Regions from separate parts of the Homo sapiens genome. Here region 2 is linked to region 1. A link is a loop called in an ENCODE intact Hi-C map of the cell type or tissue named here. Cell type or tissue: PC-9. All regions are shown on one strand. Each heading gives the region's core, and the rest is flanking DNA. Links, peaks and the distances in the headings are about the cores only. Region 1 has its middle 62 kb from the start of SCGB1A1. Region 2 overlaps AHNAK (AHNAK nucleoprotein).

Region 1 (2,899 bases), core at 248-2,747:
TGGGATTACGGGCGTGAGCTACCCTGCCCAGCCCCTTTTTTTTTTTTAAGAGAGCCATTACTTGGGTAGTTTGGGGTCTGCGAAGTGCTAAAAATACTAGAAAATTACCTGAATATTTTTGTCAGGCCAACATTTTTGTCTTGGGTACAAGGAGGGTGGGAAGTTTGCCAGACTGCTCATAAGCCTTCTATTAAGATGTTTCCCTAAGAACCTGTCACCATGCAGAGGGGAATACCCCATACAAGCAGCAGGTCTCCATCTCCCCAACCAAATGCCTTCCATTCCCTTCTTCCACGACGCACGAAACAGATAAGGCATGAAATCAAAGCTCTCTTTCCAGAACCGGCTCTCCAAGTGGGTGATCCATTCCTGCATGCAATCTTGTCCTTTTGCCTGTTTAACTGTGAAACTATTCTTGAAAGTATTCCAAAGTGGCTTTAGGGAATATTCATATCTTGACTGTTTTTCACTTCAATAAAAAGTTAAGGCAAACTTGGCCCATTCCGGGGAGCTGGAATCCAGAGGGGAGGGAGATGAGGTCCCAGTGCTCCTTCTGGCTGGGTTCTGCCGGATTTATAGGAGGGCCTCACACCCCTCACCCCTGATTTCAAGCAGGAGGGTAGCAGGCAGAGCTTGGGAAGCCTCACCCGGACCCTGCCACCTGCCAGGAAGGTCAGGGCCCTGCTCCCCTGCCTGTGCCCACTGCTGGGAGCAGGCTGGACCCAGTGGCCAGCTGTCCTGGACAGTGACAGCCACAGAACCCTCAGCCCTGCCAATCTTGCCTCGGATCCTTTCTAAATCCCTTTAGCAGTTGATACTTTAGGGGTGGGAGGAAATAAATCTCAAGGGTTAAATTAAATTTCTGCTTGTGACAGAGTTCACTCCAGGTACATCCATTCAGAGGCTAATCAGGCAAACCTGAGATTAACAGAGAAAGGCCTGACTTTGCCAGGCACAGTGACTCACGCCTGTAATCCCAGCACTTTGGGAGGCCGAGGTGGGTGGATCACAAGGTCGGGAGTTCAAGATCCGCCTGGCCAAGATGGTGAAACCCCGTCTCTACTAAAAAATACAAAAATTAGCCGGGCACGGTGGCGGGTGCCTGTAATCCCAGCTACGTGGGAGGTTGAAGCAGGAGAATCGCTTGAACCCGGGAGGTGGAGGTTGCAGTGAGCCGAGATTGCGCCATTGCACTCCAGCCTGGGTGACAGAGCAAGACTCTATCTCAAAAAAAGAAAAGAAAAGAAAAGAAAAAAAAGAAAGGCCTGACTCTTTCTCAGTGGTCCTGGACTCTGAAACCCTGACCTCTGTCCCCAAACAGGGCCTTCCTTCCTGAGCTCTCTGCTATGCAAGGAATTCTGCGTGCAGTTAAAAAAAAAAAAAAAAAAAAAAAACCTGGATTTGCTGCCTTCTGGTCTGACCAAGTTGGAATGCGCAGCGTGAAGAAATGCTCGTTGCCTAGGCAGGAACAGCCATCCACAGGAAAACAGACCTCAGTAAATAATGTCCTCGACCTTCCCCCAAAAGCCCAGAGGCTGCCTCCTGTGAGTAACCGATGAAACCCGAGGCGCTCCTGTAGCTCCTGGGCTGATCCCTCTCCAGGAGATGACTTGGATGAGAAGGAAGGTGCTATGGGCTTCTCTTTTCTTTTTTTGGTTTTTTTTTTTTTGGTTTTTTTTTTGTTTTTTTGAGACAGAGTTTCGCACTTGTTGCCCAGACTGGAGTGCAGTGGCGCAGTCACGGCTCACTGCAACCTCTGCCTCCCGAGTTCAAGCAGTTCTCCTGTCTCAACCTCCCGAGTAGCTGGGATTACAGGTGCCCACCACTGCACCCAGCTAATTTTTGTATTTTTTAGTAGAGACAGAGTTTCACCATTTTGGCCAGGCTGGTCCTGAACTCCTGATCTCAGGTAATCCACCCACCTCGGCCTCCCAGAGTGCTGGGACTACAGGAGTGAGCCACTGTACCTGGCCTTGGGCTTCCCCTTTCTTCCATTTCCCTTGCACCATCTTTGTCTGGACCCTCAGGGTCTCGTCCCTGCCTCCACACCTCCCACCCTCAAACCTACCATTGCTACCCAAAAACCTCCCTAGACCTCAGCTTCTAGCAAGTCACCCTTCAATACTCTTTATTTTTTATTTATTTATTTATTTATTTATTTAGAGACTGAGTCTCGCTCTTTCTCCTAGGCTGGAGTGCAGTGACACGATCTTGGCTCACTGCAAGCTCCGCCTCCCGGGTTTATGCCATTCTCCTGCCTCAGCCTCTTGAGTAGCTGGGACTACAAGTGCCCACCACCATGCCTGGCTAATTTTTTGTATTTTTAGTAGAGACGGGGTTTCACCGTGGTCTCGATCTCCTGACCTCGTGATCGACCCACCTCGGCCTCCCAAAGTGCTGGGATTACAGGCGTGAACCACCGCGCCTGGCCCTTCAATACTCTTTAAAGTCTGAGTTCTTCAACCCTCTGCCTTGATGTTAAGACCTTTTACGATCCATCTCCGCCCTCTTGCCCCATCTCCCCCACCATTCCCCAATGCATGCCCTGTGTCGGGTGAGGTCAGTCTCTCTTCCCTGCTGGGTCAGCCATGCTCACTCCATCCCTGGCCCGTCACTCATGTTGTCTACATGTGGAGCTCTCCTTCAAGGCCCAGCTCATATCTCTCTTCCTCCATGAAACCTTCATCAAGATGTATTTAGGCCGGGTGCAGTGGCTCACATCTGTAATCCCAGCACTTTGGGAGCCCAAGGCGGACTGCTCACTTGAGGCCCGGAGTTCGAGACCATCCTGGCCAACATGGGGAAACCCCATCTCTACTAAAAATACAAAATTTATCCGGGCGTGGTGGTGCGTGCCTGTAGTTCCAGCTACTCAGGAAGCTGAGGCAGGAGAATCATT
Region 2 (2,899 bases), core at 104-2,603, 58 kb after region 1:
TGCCTACTCCACCCCAGGTCTGCTGCTTGTAACAGGTGGGAGCCTCCTCAGAGTCTGCCTCCAAGCAGGAATGTCAGTGTTCCACCTCCCTCAGAGACAGAGACTTGGGCCACCCAGTCTCACCCAGTACCCAGGACCAGGGGGGTGCCTCACCAGCTGGCAGCTCTGGGAGCCCTGCCACAGGCAGCTGCCTGAACAAAGGAGGCCCCGGCCCCACCAGGCACCGCCCAAGCCCCAGAGGTTAGAGCCCAGCTGAGCCCACCTTGGCCCACAGTGAGTTCAGGCCTCCCGGCTGCCACACCAGGCCCTGAGCCAGGCCCTTATAGGTGCAAGCATTTAGTAATAAATTCGCCCTCCAGCCACAAGGTGAGCTGTCATCTGCAGGTGCCCTAGAAAGACACCAGGCAGGACTCTGCATAGGGCCACGGACTACAGCCACAGCACAAAATGGCGGCAGCAGCCACCAATTGAAATGGTGTGGGGGACACTATAAGTCATGGGGAACCTAAGCCAAAGCCCCGCCTACAGCCGTTTACATCCGGAAAGTATCAACAGTCAATCAATGCATGTATACCGGCTGCCTCCATATGCCCAACACTATACTTTGCACTACAGACGGAACCAGCCAGGGATGGACACAGCTGGGCCCAGCACCTAATTACACGCTGCGTTAGACGGTGACCTCACATCACTCACGCACCCATGTGCCAGACAGGGAGATTTAAGACTCAGTTCCTGTCACAGATACATATGATGAGCAAAGTGCACTAGCTGTGACCGATTTTGCCGCAGAATATTCCAGAAGGCTTGGGAGCCTTCTAGGGGAAATGAAATATACATGGGGTCTTGAAGGTGCTACAGGTGACCTCTGAGGATGAGACTATGTCTCTTGGGAATTCGTGGGCACTTAGCAGTTCCTATCTCAGGCAGATCACAACACGGATGAAAGAGAAACACAGACCCCAGCCCCCGACAGCCATCCTCCTGTTTGACAACGCGGTGTGGACAATGTGTCTCCTTGTCAACACAGGTGCTGGCTACAAGGTGAGCAAAGACTCTGAGCCTCTGGGCTCAGGTGCAAACTGGCGAAAACACCTCCTCCCTTCCGGCTGCAGAGAAGGCTGCGACAGGAAATCACTCTGACCCTTCCCAGCAAGAAACAGCAAAGCTGGGGCTTAAATGGCACATTCTCTCCCACTGTCCAGTGCTCAGGAGCCAGCCCTGCAGAAAAGCAGCCAGGCAGAGGCAGGGAAGGAAAACAGATTCCAGACTTCATCTCTCAGACAGAACTGAAGCCACTCCTTCAGATCGCCCAGACACCCCTGTCCTCCTCCTGGAGCAGGGCCCCTTTGCTCACCCCAGCATCCTGGTGCTGTGCCAGCAGCCAGCGAGGGGGAAAGAGCTAGCTGGGCCAGCTCACCCTCGCCCACACCTCGGCCCCACCCTCCCGCCCCAGTGAGTCACTGCAGCTGGCTGCAACAGCTCCAGACCTGCAAAGGGTTGAGCCTAAAACCCCAAGGACAAAGTGCCTCCTGGGCCAGACCCCCAGGTGCCAGAGGAACCAGGGCTGCCCTGCAGACAGGCAGTTGGCTTCCCTGCCAGGGCCTCAGGCAGAGTCCCAGGGCAGAAGTCCCTTTTGAGGCCCAGGACAGATGCAACCTACGTGGTTCCTGAGGAGGGGAGAAACCATCCTAAGTAGACACCGATCCAATAGCCCGTGAGGACGGGAGCCATTGGACCCGAAGCTGCAGGTTGGCCCTGGCAGGGCACCCAGTGGCTTCCCGGCCAGGTGGGGCTGCCAACCACCCTGCCTGCTCTGGCTGTGGCCCTGCTGTCCTGGCACAGCCTGGAAGGACTCCCCTCTCATCTGACCTGGGCCATTCAGTTCCGCGGAAGGGCATGGAAATACTGAAGGGAATACTGAAGGAGGGGCGTGGGATACTGTGTAGCCAGGTTTCCCATTCTCTGCATTTGGGTCCCAGCCCTCAGTCTCTCCTCCACCTCTGGAGCCTGTATCAAGCCCAAGTGGTCCTTTCTTCTCCTCCCACACAAGTTAGGTTAAGTCAGGCTTTCCCTGGAGGCTGAGGGCTCTGCCCTGTTGCTAGCCAAAAGAAGGTCTTTGGAGCTTTGGGGAATTCTGCACGATTCAGCCAAGTGCCATAAGCCTTCAGAGCTAGGAGAGACCTAGAGTTGTGCCACCCAACGCAGCAGCCACATGTGGCTATTTAAACTTAATCAATTAAAATTCAGTTAAATTAAAATTTTAGCTTTGGCTGCACTAGCCACATTTCAAGAGCTCAACAGCCACATGTAGCTACTGGCTACTATATTAGCGTGGACACAGAACACTTCCCCCACTGCCGAGAGTTTTATGGGATGGCACTGCCTGTTACTTAAGGATGGAGAAAGTAAGGTCCAGAGAGGTGAGAGAATGGGAGTGTGCTGGGACCCTAGTCCCAGAGCCTGCTAGCACACAGCCCGGTGGTCCACCCAACAGCCTCCCTCGTGATAGCAAGAAGCGGGACAGAGCTAGGCGTGGTGGCTCATGCCTGTAATCCCAGAACTTTGGGAGGCCAAGACACACTGATCGCTTGAACCCAGGAGTTTGAGACCAGCCTGGGCAACATGGCAAAACCCTATCTCTATAAAAAATAAAAATGTATTTTTTTTAAATAAAAAAAGAAGGAGCAGGGCCAGAGTGGAGACCCCCTAAGGCAGAAGACTGCTTGGAGGGCAGAAAAGAATGAGATGGCGAGGCCGCTCCAGCTGCAAAGGTGAGAGCACGTATGCCTGACGCTGCGGGACAGACTGTAATTCAGGCCAGAAGCAGCAAGAGAACAGCCCATCCTGTCACTTCAAAACTGCAAAGAGGATGTGCCGAGCAGCAGGGCTCTGCCCA

The links. Peaks named below come from ENCODE experiments on the same cell type or tissue, not always from the same donor. Only the 100,000 strongest peaks of a DNase experiment are listed, where the experiment ranks them.
Region 2: a loop joins it to region 1, with 7 times the contacts of the local background. A loop is called at or near these places in 26 of 110 quality-filtered maps.

The regions. Positions count from the first base shown.
Region 1 is chr11:62,479,434-62,482,332 of GRCh38, forward strand. It overlaps a transcript of AHNAK not described here. Among named protein-coding and RNA genes, the nearest start is that of SCGB1A1, 62 kb to the left of the region's middle. In PC-9, for the core only: no CTCF peak of the experiment used is centred there; DNase peaks (open chromatin) are centred at 918 and 1,458; H3K4me3 peaks cover 1,342 bases; H3K27ac peaks cover 1,898 bases.
Region 2 is chr11:62,538,001-62,540,899 of GRCh38, forward strand. All of the region lies in intron 1 of AHNAK (AHNAK nucleoprotein), which reads right to left. Among named protein-coding and RNA genes, the nearest start is that of AHNAK, 7.4 kb to the right of the region's middle. RefSeq lists enhancers at 1,102-1,704, 1,705-2,305. In PC-9, for the core only: no CTCF peak of the experiment used is centred there; a DNase peak (open chromatin) is centred at 1,381; H3K4me3 peaks cover 1,085 bases; H3K27ac peaks cover 1,661 bases.